2 separate regions of the Homo sapiens genome follow, and region 1 is linked to region 2. The links are chromatin loops, found by intact Hi-C in ENCODE. Cell type or tissue: Calu3. All regions are shown on one strand. Each heading gives the region's core, and the rest is flanking DNA. Links, peaks and the distances in the headings are about the cores only.

The links. Hi-C counts contacts between places; a loop is a spot of excess contacts. Peaks named below come from ENCODE experiments on the same cell type or tissue, not always from the same donor. Only the 100,000 strongest peaks of a DNase experiment are listed, where the experiment ranks them.
Region 1: a loop joins it to region 2, with 6 times the contacts of the local background. A loop is called at or near these places in 10 of 110 quality-filtered maps.

What each region holds. Positions count from the first base shown.
Region 1 is chr1:248,241,331-248,246,726 of GRCh38, reverse strand. OR2M4 (olfactory receptor family 2 subfamily M member 4) reads right to left here. Exons shown (of 2, transcript NM_017504.2): 2 at 2,048-5,396. Among named protein-coding and RNA genes, the nearest start is that of OR2M4, 13 kb to the right of the region's middle. In Calu3, for the core only: a CTCF peak has its summit at 3,400 (motif pointing left); a DNase peak (open chromatin) is centred at 3,376.
Region 2 is chr1:248,684,571-248,689,966 of GRCh38, reverse strand. It overlaps OR14I1 (olfactory receptor family 14 subfamily I member 1), which reads left to right. Exons shown (of 5, transcript NM_001004734.4): 4 at 4,401-4,515. Among named protein-coding and RNA genes, the nearest start is that of OR14I1, 15 kb to the left of the region's middle. RefSeq lists enhancers at 1,312-1,361, 2,980-3,179. In Calu3, for the core only: no CTCF peak of the experiment used is centred there; a DNase peak (open chromatin) is centred at 2,936.

The DNA.
Region 1 (5,396 bases), core at 314-5,313, 440 kb after region 2:
AGACATACAAATGGCAAACAGGTATATGAAAAGGTGCTCAACATGTTGATCATAAGAAATGTGTAAATTAAAACTACAGTGAGATATCATCTCACCCCAGGCAAAATGACTTTCATATAAAAGAAAGGCAATACCAAATTATGCCAGAATGTGGAGAAAAGGGAGCCCTCCTACACTGCTAGTGGGAATGTGAATTAGTACAACCACCATAAAGGACAGTTTGGAGGTTCCTCAAAAAACTAAAAACAGAGTTACCACATGATTCAGCAATTCTACTGCTAGGCATACATCCAAAAGAAAGGTAATCAGTATATTGAAGAGATATCTGCACTCCATGTTTATTGGAGCAGTATTCGCAATAACTAAGATTTGCAAGCAAACTGTGTCTATCAACAGATGAATGGATAAAGAAAATGTGGTACATATACACAATGAAGTACTATTCAGCCGTAAAAAATAATGAGATCCTGTCATTTGCAACAACATGGATGGAACTGGAGGTTATTATATTAAATGAAATAAGCCAGACACAGAGAGATAGACTTCAAATGTTCTCCCTTATTGGTGGGAGTTAAAAATTAAAACAACTGGGCTCATGGAGATAGAGAGTAGAAGGATGGTTATCACAGGCTGAGAAGGGTAGTGGGGGTGGGGATTAGGAAGAATAAGTGGGGATGTTTAATGGGTACAAAATATAATTAGAAAGCATGAATGCCTTAGTGTTTGATAGCACAACGGAGTGACTATAGCCAATGATAATTGTGCATTTAAAAATAACTAAAAGTATAACTGGATATTTTGTAACATAAAGGACAAATGCCTGGGATGATGGATACCTCAATTATCTGATATGATTATTATGCATTGCATGCATGTATCAAAATATCTCATGTACCCCATAAATATATACACCTACTATGTACTCACAGAAAGTAAAAATTAAAAATAAAAAGGTCTAAAATATTTAATGTGGATAGCATGACTTTACTCCAGAATTTTACTGATTTCATTTGAATTATCCCATGGAAACATACAATAAATGCCACACAATGTAATTTCCCAATAATAATAGCTCTAATACTATAGATTCTAACACTTGCATGGTCCAAGTTTCAGAGTTGCTTGCACTGCATCCTGGATTGCAGTGAATCCTCTTTCTGTTATTGGAGTTACTCAAAGTCAGTATCTTTTTGCGTAACCCACTATATAGATCTAAATAATAATCCAGGTGTGGTATATGCTGCCGTCAAAACCCAAAAAGGTATACCAAGTATTGTCTATCTGTTATCTATCTATCTATCCATCTATCTATCTATTTATCTATCTATCTATCTATCATGTATCTATCTTTTGGTGAGAGGGCAAGATGCAGTAATCTTTCCTTTGCTTTGGATATCCCATGAGACTTTAAGTGGCATGTAACTTCCTACAACCTTTATTTTTGTGGAAGACCGCTGATATTGGTAAGGTATATCTTGCACCTTTGGATAACAAATGTATTACAATGTCTCCAGTGTGCTAGCTATTTCTTACAGCTCAGTCCAATTAGCATATTGTCCTCTAAATGTAGTACATTTTTTTTTATGCAGCATGTCCAGGTAGCTTGTATTTCTTTCACTTACATCATGACAGAGGACAGGAGGATAGGCATAGACCGAGGTATTATAAATAGAAGATGTCTGATCCTTATGAATGTGAGTTGTTCTTGATATTCTTTCCTCAGAGTGATAGAAAAGAGCTCATTTACCAAATCAATAGTAGGTGCATAAGACCATCTTAATTTGCTCTAGAAAAGATACTGAGTCTAACATAGGAACTTCTACTTACTGGAGTTTCAGGAATTGTGTGGGTTTTGAAGAGGTTAAAGTAGTAAATTAACAGAAATACAATGGAAATCACCATATCTTAGTCATCTAGATAAACATACTTCAAAAGAAATATAATATGCCACCTAGGTAATTTAAAAATATACTAGTGACCACAGTTTTAAAAGTTAAGATGAAATGTTAAATTATTTTTTAAATGATTTCATCTTTTATTTTAGACACAGTGGGTACATGTGCGTGTTTGTTACATGTGTATATTTCATCACGCTGAGGTTTAGGGTATAGATCCCATCACCCAGGTTGTGAGCATAGTATCCCATAGGTAGTTTTGCAACCCACACTCCCCTCCCTTCCTTCCCCATTTGGTAGTCCACAGTGTCTATTGTTTCCATCTTTACATCCTTGAGTACCCAAAGTTTAGCTCCTATGTATAAGTGAGAACATGCAGTATTTGGTTTTTTGTTACTGCATTAATTCACTTAGGATAATGGCCTCCAGTTGCATCCATGTTGCTACAAAGGACATGATTTTGTTCTTTTTTATGGCTATGTAGCACTCTGTGGTGTTTATGTGCTACATTTTCTTTATCCAATCCACCATTGATGGGCATGTAGGTTGATTCCTTGCTATTGGGAATAACACTGCAATGAATGAATAATTTGTCTTTGGGGTAGAACAATTTATTTTCTTTTGGATGTATCCCCAGTAATAGCATTCCTGGGTCAAGTAGCAGCCCTGTTTTAAGTTCTTCGAGAAATCTCCAAACTGCTTTCCACAGTGGCTCAACTATAATTTACATTCCCACCAACAGTGTATATGTGTTCCTTTTCTCCACAGCTTCACTAGTATTTGTTATTATTTGACTTTATTAATGGTCATTTTGACGGGACTGGTGTGAGATGGTCTCTCATTTAGGTTTTGATTTGCATTTCTCTCATAACTAACTATGATGACCATTTTTTCATGTTTGTTGGCTGCTCATATGCCTTCTTTTGAGAAATGCATGGTCATGTGCTTTGCCCACTTTTTAATGGGATTATTTAATGGGGTTTTGCTTGTTGACTTAAGTTCCGTATAGAATCTGGATGTTAGACCTTTGTTGGATGCACATTTTGCTAATATCTTCTCCCATTCTGTAGATTGTCTGTTTACTCTGCTGATAATTTCTGTTGCTGTGAAGAAGCTCTTTAATTAGGTCTAGCTTGTCAATTTTTGTTGCAAATGTTTTTGGGAAATTAGCCAAAAATTATTTGCCAAGCCTGGTATCAAGAACGGCATTTCCTAAGTTTTCTTCTAGGATTTTCTTACGTTTAAGTCTTTAATCCATCTCGAGTTAATTTCTGTACATGCTGAAAGGTAGCTCTCTCTGCTGTGGCCTCTGCCTGAGGGAGGGCTGTAGCCCGAAACATCTAATAAAAGAAATGCAGGCGAAGTGCTAGTAATTGGAGGGGCCTCCTCCAAGGCTCAGGAGTCGTCCTGGTAAGGAGGCATCTCTCTCAACCCCCACCGGACAGCGTGCCTGCGAATGCCAGGAAACACGAAAGAGCCAAGTGGCCGATCAAGAGCCTCTCTACGGGCATTACTCTTAGGCGCCATCTACTGGATTACAGCCCAAACTTCAACACCAAAAATTAAGTTAAAACTAATACGTCCAAAATATTGTTTCAACAGGCAAGCAACCTTAAAAATTAATAACGATATATTTTACATTTTATGTATAAACTTTTTAAAATCAAGCGTTTATTTTACATTTTCAGCTCATAATTCAGACACTAATTTTTTTTCAAAAATACTTGGTCTGCATTTAAATTTAATAAAATTTACAGTTGAAAAATTAGATTCACATATACGCAATGTCCCAAACATACTCAAAACATTTTTCATCACTAAATTGAGTAAGCAATATAACTTCTTTCAAGTCGGTATTATTAACATCAAATTCAAAAATTTAACATATAAATTAAAAAGTAACTTTAAATTCATCAATATCAAAATTGTTTTCAAATGTTTCTTGTAGATTTTGCAGTTTACATAATTGCATATTAAAATTACTTTTTTCTGCATATTATGTGTAAAATCAAATGTACAAAATCATTATCGATTCATATCATAAAATGTTTCCATTTCAAGCTCAATTTTCATACTTCTCTTAGTAGATCACAGATAAGTCTTTCTTTTCTGGTTGTTCTAAATTTACCTGTTTCACATAAGGTGTGATGTTGCTGACAAAATGTAAATCACACTTCTATTTGTTATCATGACTATTGAAATGCTTGCTATATATTTTGATTAAAGAAGATCCGGAGTGGGAGTGAAAGTACAGTAAATCTTTGTAAAACTCGGGGCTGGGTGCTGTGGCTGACGCATGTAATCCAGGCACTTTGGGAGGCCAAGGCGGGCGGATCACGAGGTCAAGAGATTGAGACCATCCTGGCCAACATGGTGAAATCCCGTCTCTACTAAAAATACAAAAATTAGCCAGTTGTGGTAGCATGCGCCTGTAGTCCTGGCTACTCGGGAGGCTGAGGCAGGAGAATCACTTGGACCCAGGAGGTGGAGGCTGCAGTGAGCCAAGATCCCACCATTGCACTCCAGCCTGGTGACAGAGCAAGACTCCGTCTCAAAAAAAAACTTTGTAAAACTCTTTCTGGCTCAACCAGTGAACACTGACTGGCAAAGATATGTCATTAAATTCACTGTTTTGTATTATAAAATTTAATTAATTGAATTAATAAAATTGAATTCATTGGTGAAGAATCAGCATATACAAGTATAAATTGAATAAATTGAGCAACTGTACCCACGACACATATATTCTGCTTCCAAAAACTGAGCATAAACATTTCCAGTGTGTATCATAAAGTGGAATGAAACACATAGGGACATAGTATTATCTTCTTTTAAAATCCCAATAAATCTAAATTTTTGACTTGACATAGCTAGGGCGACATTTGCTATGATAAAAACTACTTTTTATATTTAACAGAAATTATTTATTTATTTATTTACTGAGATGGAGTTTTGCTTTTGTTGCCCAGGCTGGAGTGCAATGGCATGATCTCGGCTCACAGCAACCTCCACTTCCCAAGTTCAAGCGATTCTCCTGCCTCAGCCCCACGAGTAGCTGGGATTACAGGCATGGGCCACCACGCCCGGCTGATTTTGTATTTTTTTAGTCGAGATGAAATTTCTCCATGTTGGTCAGGCTGGCCTTGAACTCCCAACCTCAGATAATCTGCCCGCCTCGGCCTCCCAAAGTGCTGGGATTACAGGCATGAGCGAGCCACTGCATCCGGCCCAGAAATTATTTTTTTTAAGGATAAAATTAGCCTTTGTTTTAATTTTTAAAATTTGCTAGCACATTTTTAAATTAGAAAACATTTGATTATACTATACTTAAAAATAAGCATGTCAATCTAAATAATAATTATGAATATTACTGTGGTGAGTACAAAAATTTCAGTTGAATCAATCCATTGGTGCTTACGAAGCAAAATATTAAGCAACAGTGTTAGTCCCTTCTTGCCCAGGGTGTATATAGAAATGTCATCTGGGATGGAGGTCCTGGAA
Region 2 (5,396 bases), core at 195-5,194:
GAGCAGGTTGTTCAGTTTCCATGTAGTTGTGTGGTGCTGAGTGAGTTTCTTAATCCTGAGTTCTAATTTGGTGCACTGTGGTCTGAAAGACTGTTTGTTATGATTTCCATTGTTTTGCCTTTGCTGAGGAATGTTTTAGTTCCAATTATGTGGTCAACTTTAGAATAAGTGCTATGTGGTGCTGAGAAGAATGTATATTCTGTTGATTTGAGGTAGAGAGTTCTGTAGACGTCTATTAGGTTTGCTTGGTCCAGAGCTGAGTTCAAGTCCTGAATAGGCCTGTTAATTTTCTGTCTCATTGGTAAAGTTTTTCTTTTAACTATTTGGTGTTAGAAGTAAGATTTGAAGGATACCCAGTGGCCCCCCGGAACAAGGAATGCCCAAGTGTAGATACCCACTAGGGCCCATTGCTCTCACGCTGCAACTGAAGATTATGGGTAAATTTCCTCTTGGATTCAAACTCTGCAAATTTATGTTTTGAGCTCTAACTTTGTTTGAGCAATTTGTTGACTGGACTGGGTTCAGAATTGGAATGGATCTGGTAAAGAAACCAGACTGGGTCCAGTAGGAGGCCTCTGGTAGGTAAGGTTCCTGGAAGACAGCATATCATGTGTTTTTTGAATCCAAGGGCTCTAGAACTCTTCCATGTGGGACTGCAGCATATTTTATGTATAAGAACCATGGACCCAGAACATGTGTTTTTCTAGAAAAATGAGTGAACCTGACCAAAGGTAATTTTAAGTTACAAAGGCCACAGTGGGGAGACTTTTTACAAAGGACAAAGAGGTGCATGCCTTTATAATACGCCAGCTATGGGGACTGAGAAGACCTCCTTGTAGCTATTTTGAACCCCAGAGGAGTTGCCTCAAAAGTAAAGGACCGCGTGTCCCAAGAAGTTTACCTGTATTTTAAATAGTCAGGCCTTTGCATAAGAAATTTTTCATTTCTATACCAGTCATCTGATGGACCTGGCCTGTCTACCTACTAGAGAAAGCCCCCAAGGGCTACACTCCCTGGGCAATAATCAACCAATCCCCCAGAGAAAAAAAATGGAAGTTTCAAATCAAATGTGGAAGTCCCCATACCTGAAGCTATCTGACTGACAGTTGAATCATATTTAGAAAAACATTTGTAAGAATGAGTCTTTTCTGTTTTCTCTCTTTAATCCTGCTTCTCCCATGGGAACCCTGCAGTCAACTGAAACACCTCTTATGAAACTTCCCGCTAAACACATACTCTGCCAATTCTTTCTTGTTGTCATGATCTTTGCTATGCCCCAAACTCTTTCTGGTGGGTGGGGGGAAATATTATTCAGTCTTGCAATCTTGAAAACAAAACAGGAGAGAAAAGTTGTACCAGTCTGTGATTATAGAGCAAGATTAGAAGTAACCATGGTGAGTCAGGCACACAAAATATTTGTTCTAGTCTTCAGTGGGTTCCACCCACTTAGTATTTTAGTTAAAAGACAGAAGGTGGGTTGGAAAACCACTGATTTAGCAGAATAAATCTCCAAAATACAACTTTTTGGCAGAAAAACTATTTTCACCTGCTTATTTTGAGGACTCTTTGTAAGAGAAATTTACATCCCTAAAGGGAATCTCCATTTGTAAGAAGGTCTACCTCTCTGGACAGAGAACACTGGAAACTCTGATAAGGAAGAAAGCGTTGGCTTAAATCTACAGAAGCCTTGCCTTTAAAGTGCTTTTCCTAGCTGTCTTGCCCTAACTGGGTCTTTACATCTTTCTTTCTTGGTTTGGGCAAATTAAAGCATTTAAGCTGGAAGTCCAAGCTCTGTGCTTTTGAGATATAAATTTTCTACACAGTCTTCTCTAGAGTTTAATAGGTATCTATTTAAAATGCAAGTTTAGGGTAGATAACTCATCAGAAGTAGAAGTAAGAAAAATAGATATTTGGAAACTGAGCAAATAAAAAAACATTAATGATCTTTTTCACAAATATTAGTAAGAAGCTTTAGCCATTTAAGTGGCATTAGCCAAAAACAATTTAGATCCAGATATTCTTTAATAAATTAGTGAGATTTGTATTATTGTACCTGGCACATGGCTAAAAATTTGTAATGTTTCTGTTACATGTCTATCTATATCTGGATGTATGTACATATGTGCAATATTTTTCTACTGCCTTATAGTATTGCCAAAATTAAATAACACCATGTTCAAACAAGACGGATGTCTAGCTGTAGGCAAGCAGGTGATTTTTCTACTTTGCTCCTATGTCTGGCCCATAAAAGCTTGTTCACACTGCTGGGCAGAGCTCTCTGAATTTCTTCTGATCTGTAGTGCGATCTGATAATGAATCATTCTTTGATCAAATAAAGTCTGCTAAGTTTAATTTGTCTTAAGTTTTTATATTAAGACTCACTTTCCTCATTTGAAAAATGAAATGATAAAATATATATCTCCTAAATTTCTGCCAGATTTTTCTATTCACTTCTAATTTTCAAATGATCGTATTTAGTGAGATCTACCCATCCTCTTGGTCTGTGACTGGTTGTGGAACAAATAGATTTGGAGGAAGATGAGAAGCATGATGATTGTCTCCATTAAGCCAATAATTTTCTGAGAGTCTATGTGCAATACAGAAACAGGCTGCTGTAACTGCAAAGTAAACTGAGTATACGCACTTAACTGCTCTCATGTGGCATACTGACTAGGCATAGTGATGAAGTAAAACAATTTATTATTTTCTGAGTACTTAAATGTCTGGGTTTTGTACTTTATCGAAGATTATTTTATGAAATGTGAAAATATAAATCCTTTACTTTTTTCACTGTTTACTCTCCTCACTCTCTTAATGAAAATCTCTATATCTCATGCTCATCACTTCCTCACGGACTCTGAGTTCAGTTGGCACCTACTCCATATTCTGCTTTCTGTTTCAGCAGGTAATTTACAATTTAACCCAGAGGAGGCAGCATCCTCCTGAGACCAGCGTCCCCCAGGCTTCCTTCTGGAAGCCAATCTCCTCCAGACTGTGGCGGCCCAGTCTCTATGGGAAACTAACAGAGAAGATTGTCTCCTTGATATATTATACATCAGGTTTTCTCTATCACTGAGTTTGCATGTTAAATTGGGTCACTTCTTCTGGTGAGACACAGAGGAAAACTTCAGAACTGTTTCTTTATCATCATTGGTCCAGACAGTGAATACATATTGAGAAGCTACATGTTATTTAATCAAGGTATTGCTGGTCTTGTATTTCTCAGATATTTACCCAATAAGGAAATTGAATTTGTCTACATGAGATTTATGTAAGCAATCATTTCAAATTTTTTATGAGAAAAAAATCAAGACATGTTTGCTTAAAGTGATTTAATTGTTCTCTTAGTAATTATGTTTCATATTTTTTTCCAATGAAACAAGCAAACAAAATAGTGCATTCAGTTTGCTTGAATTTTTATCATTTTAATCAGTTTTGGAGAGATCTATTTTTAGTTTGAGACTAGAGTGGAAGCAGCTCATGGTGCAGTGTGTATTGGTTTTGTTCCTCAGTGTTGCTCTTTTGCTTGATATAAGTGGGATAAAGGGCAGCTCTTCAGCATCAGGCCACTCAGAGAAAACTACACTGAAGTAAAAAGGCTTCATATAGATTAGATACAAATGCTCTCAGAGGTGGGGCAGCAGAGGCCATCTTGTTGAGTGTAGTTTTACATTTCAGTAAATTGAAATTAAAATGTATTTGTAGGTTCCCCAACTTAAAACAGCTGTGTCAGAACATGACAAGAATTCAGGTCTCTTTTAATCTTATTACTCATCATACCACATGTGTGAATTTAAAATAGACAGACTTGGAAGCAGGAAATCTTTATACATATTTAATTCAATATGCTTTACGGTTAAAAATAATATATTCAAAATTTTCAACTTATATCTATCAATGATGCACATATGTATATGAAAATGTATTGTGTCTTTTTAACCAATGTGTTAACTACTAAGTTTTTGTTAATAAATGCACATCAATTTGCCTAATATTTTGAATAGGTGTATTGTATATATGCTTATATATCATAATGATAATATGTTTGCATCCCTATAGATTTGTTTTGTATGTCCTCAATTTCAAATTGTAGACAATTTTCAAGGAAAATATTAATTTAATAACTTTTCAATAAACAGTAACTATATATACACACTATATGTACACAAATATATACACAACTATATATACATATATATGTATGTATACATATACACAACTATACATATATATGTATATATATACTATACATGTATATTTATATGTATATATATACACGAACTATATATGCACTATATATACACAACTATATATAAATTATATGATGCTTTTCCTTTAGCAGTGCAGAAATGTGAGTGTTAGAATCAAGGAAAGAGCATTATTATTTTCTCATTCTCTAGATAATACATTACAAGGAATTGGCCACGTGGCAGTTTTGTAGAATTTTACATCTACCGATAGCAAGCTAACCCGGGAGATAGTATACTCCTGTACACTGCTGATTCTGCTGGAAGGGTGGGTAACCTTTTGCCTTGTTTTATGGGACAGCTGCAATTCTTGGTTGTTTGGTTGAGATATTTTAAATACAAACCAATTAACAACCATTTTATTACTTGTTTCATTGAGTTCTATTAAAAAGTCAGAACAAAAACCCAGTTTTAAAAGTTACTCTGCATTGTTAAATAGTATTATAATGGATGTCAAAATATGCAGAATGTAATCACCTGAGTCCCCATTACTTTTTTATTAATGTTTAATCATATTTTTTGAGATTATTACTTTAATATGTGAGGTATTTTATTTAATCTATAATGTCAAAGAAAACAGTGGAAAAAAGAGAGCTTTTTTCACTGAATTTTACAAGCAATTTAAATATATAAAATATAAAAGCAATTTATAACACACAAAAGTATTTCAGTTGCTTCTTTGACATTAATGTATAAATAATATTAAAAATATGAAATATCCAAAATCTAGAAAGAGTATAACAAATGATTTTTAAGAACGAGCACTTAGGCTTATCATTTATTCATATTTTTGTTTGCTTTAATGATCTTAACTGTTAAAATATTACAGATATAATTACTGTTCAATGTTTTCAACTTATTTTTTCCCTCCGCTACCCCATTTATTGGCATTTGTATTCATTCCAGTAACTGTTTTATACAAGCTTATCTGTGTGTGTGTGTATATATATATATATATATATGTATGTGTGTGTATTTATAAATAATGCACTGCACAATTTGAATGTTTAAATGCATATGACTGGGAACATATTTTGTGTAATAGTTTGTGGGGTTTTTTCAAAACTATGTTGAAATGTTCAATATTGATGTAGAGTATCCCATTCAGTTTAACTTCTAGAGAGTGTTCCATTCTGGGATAAAGTAGGG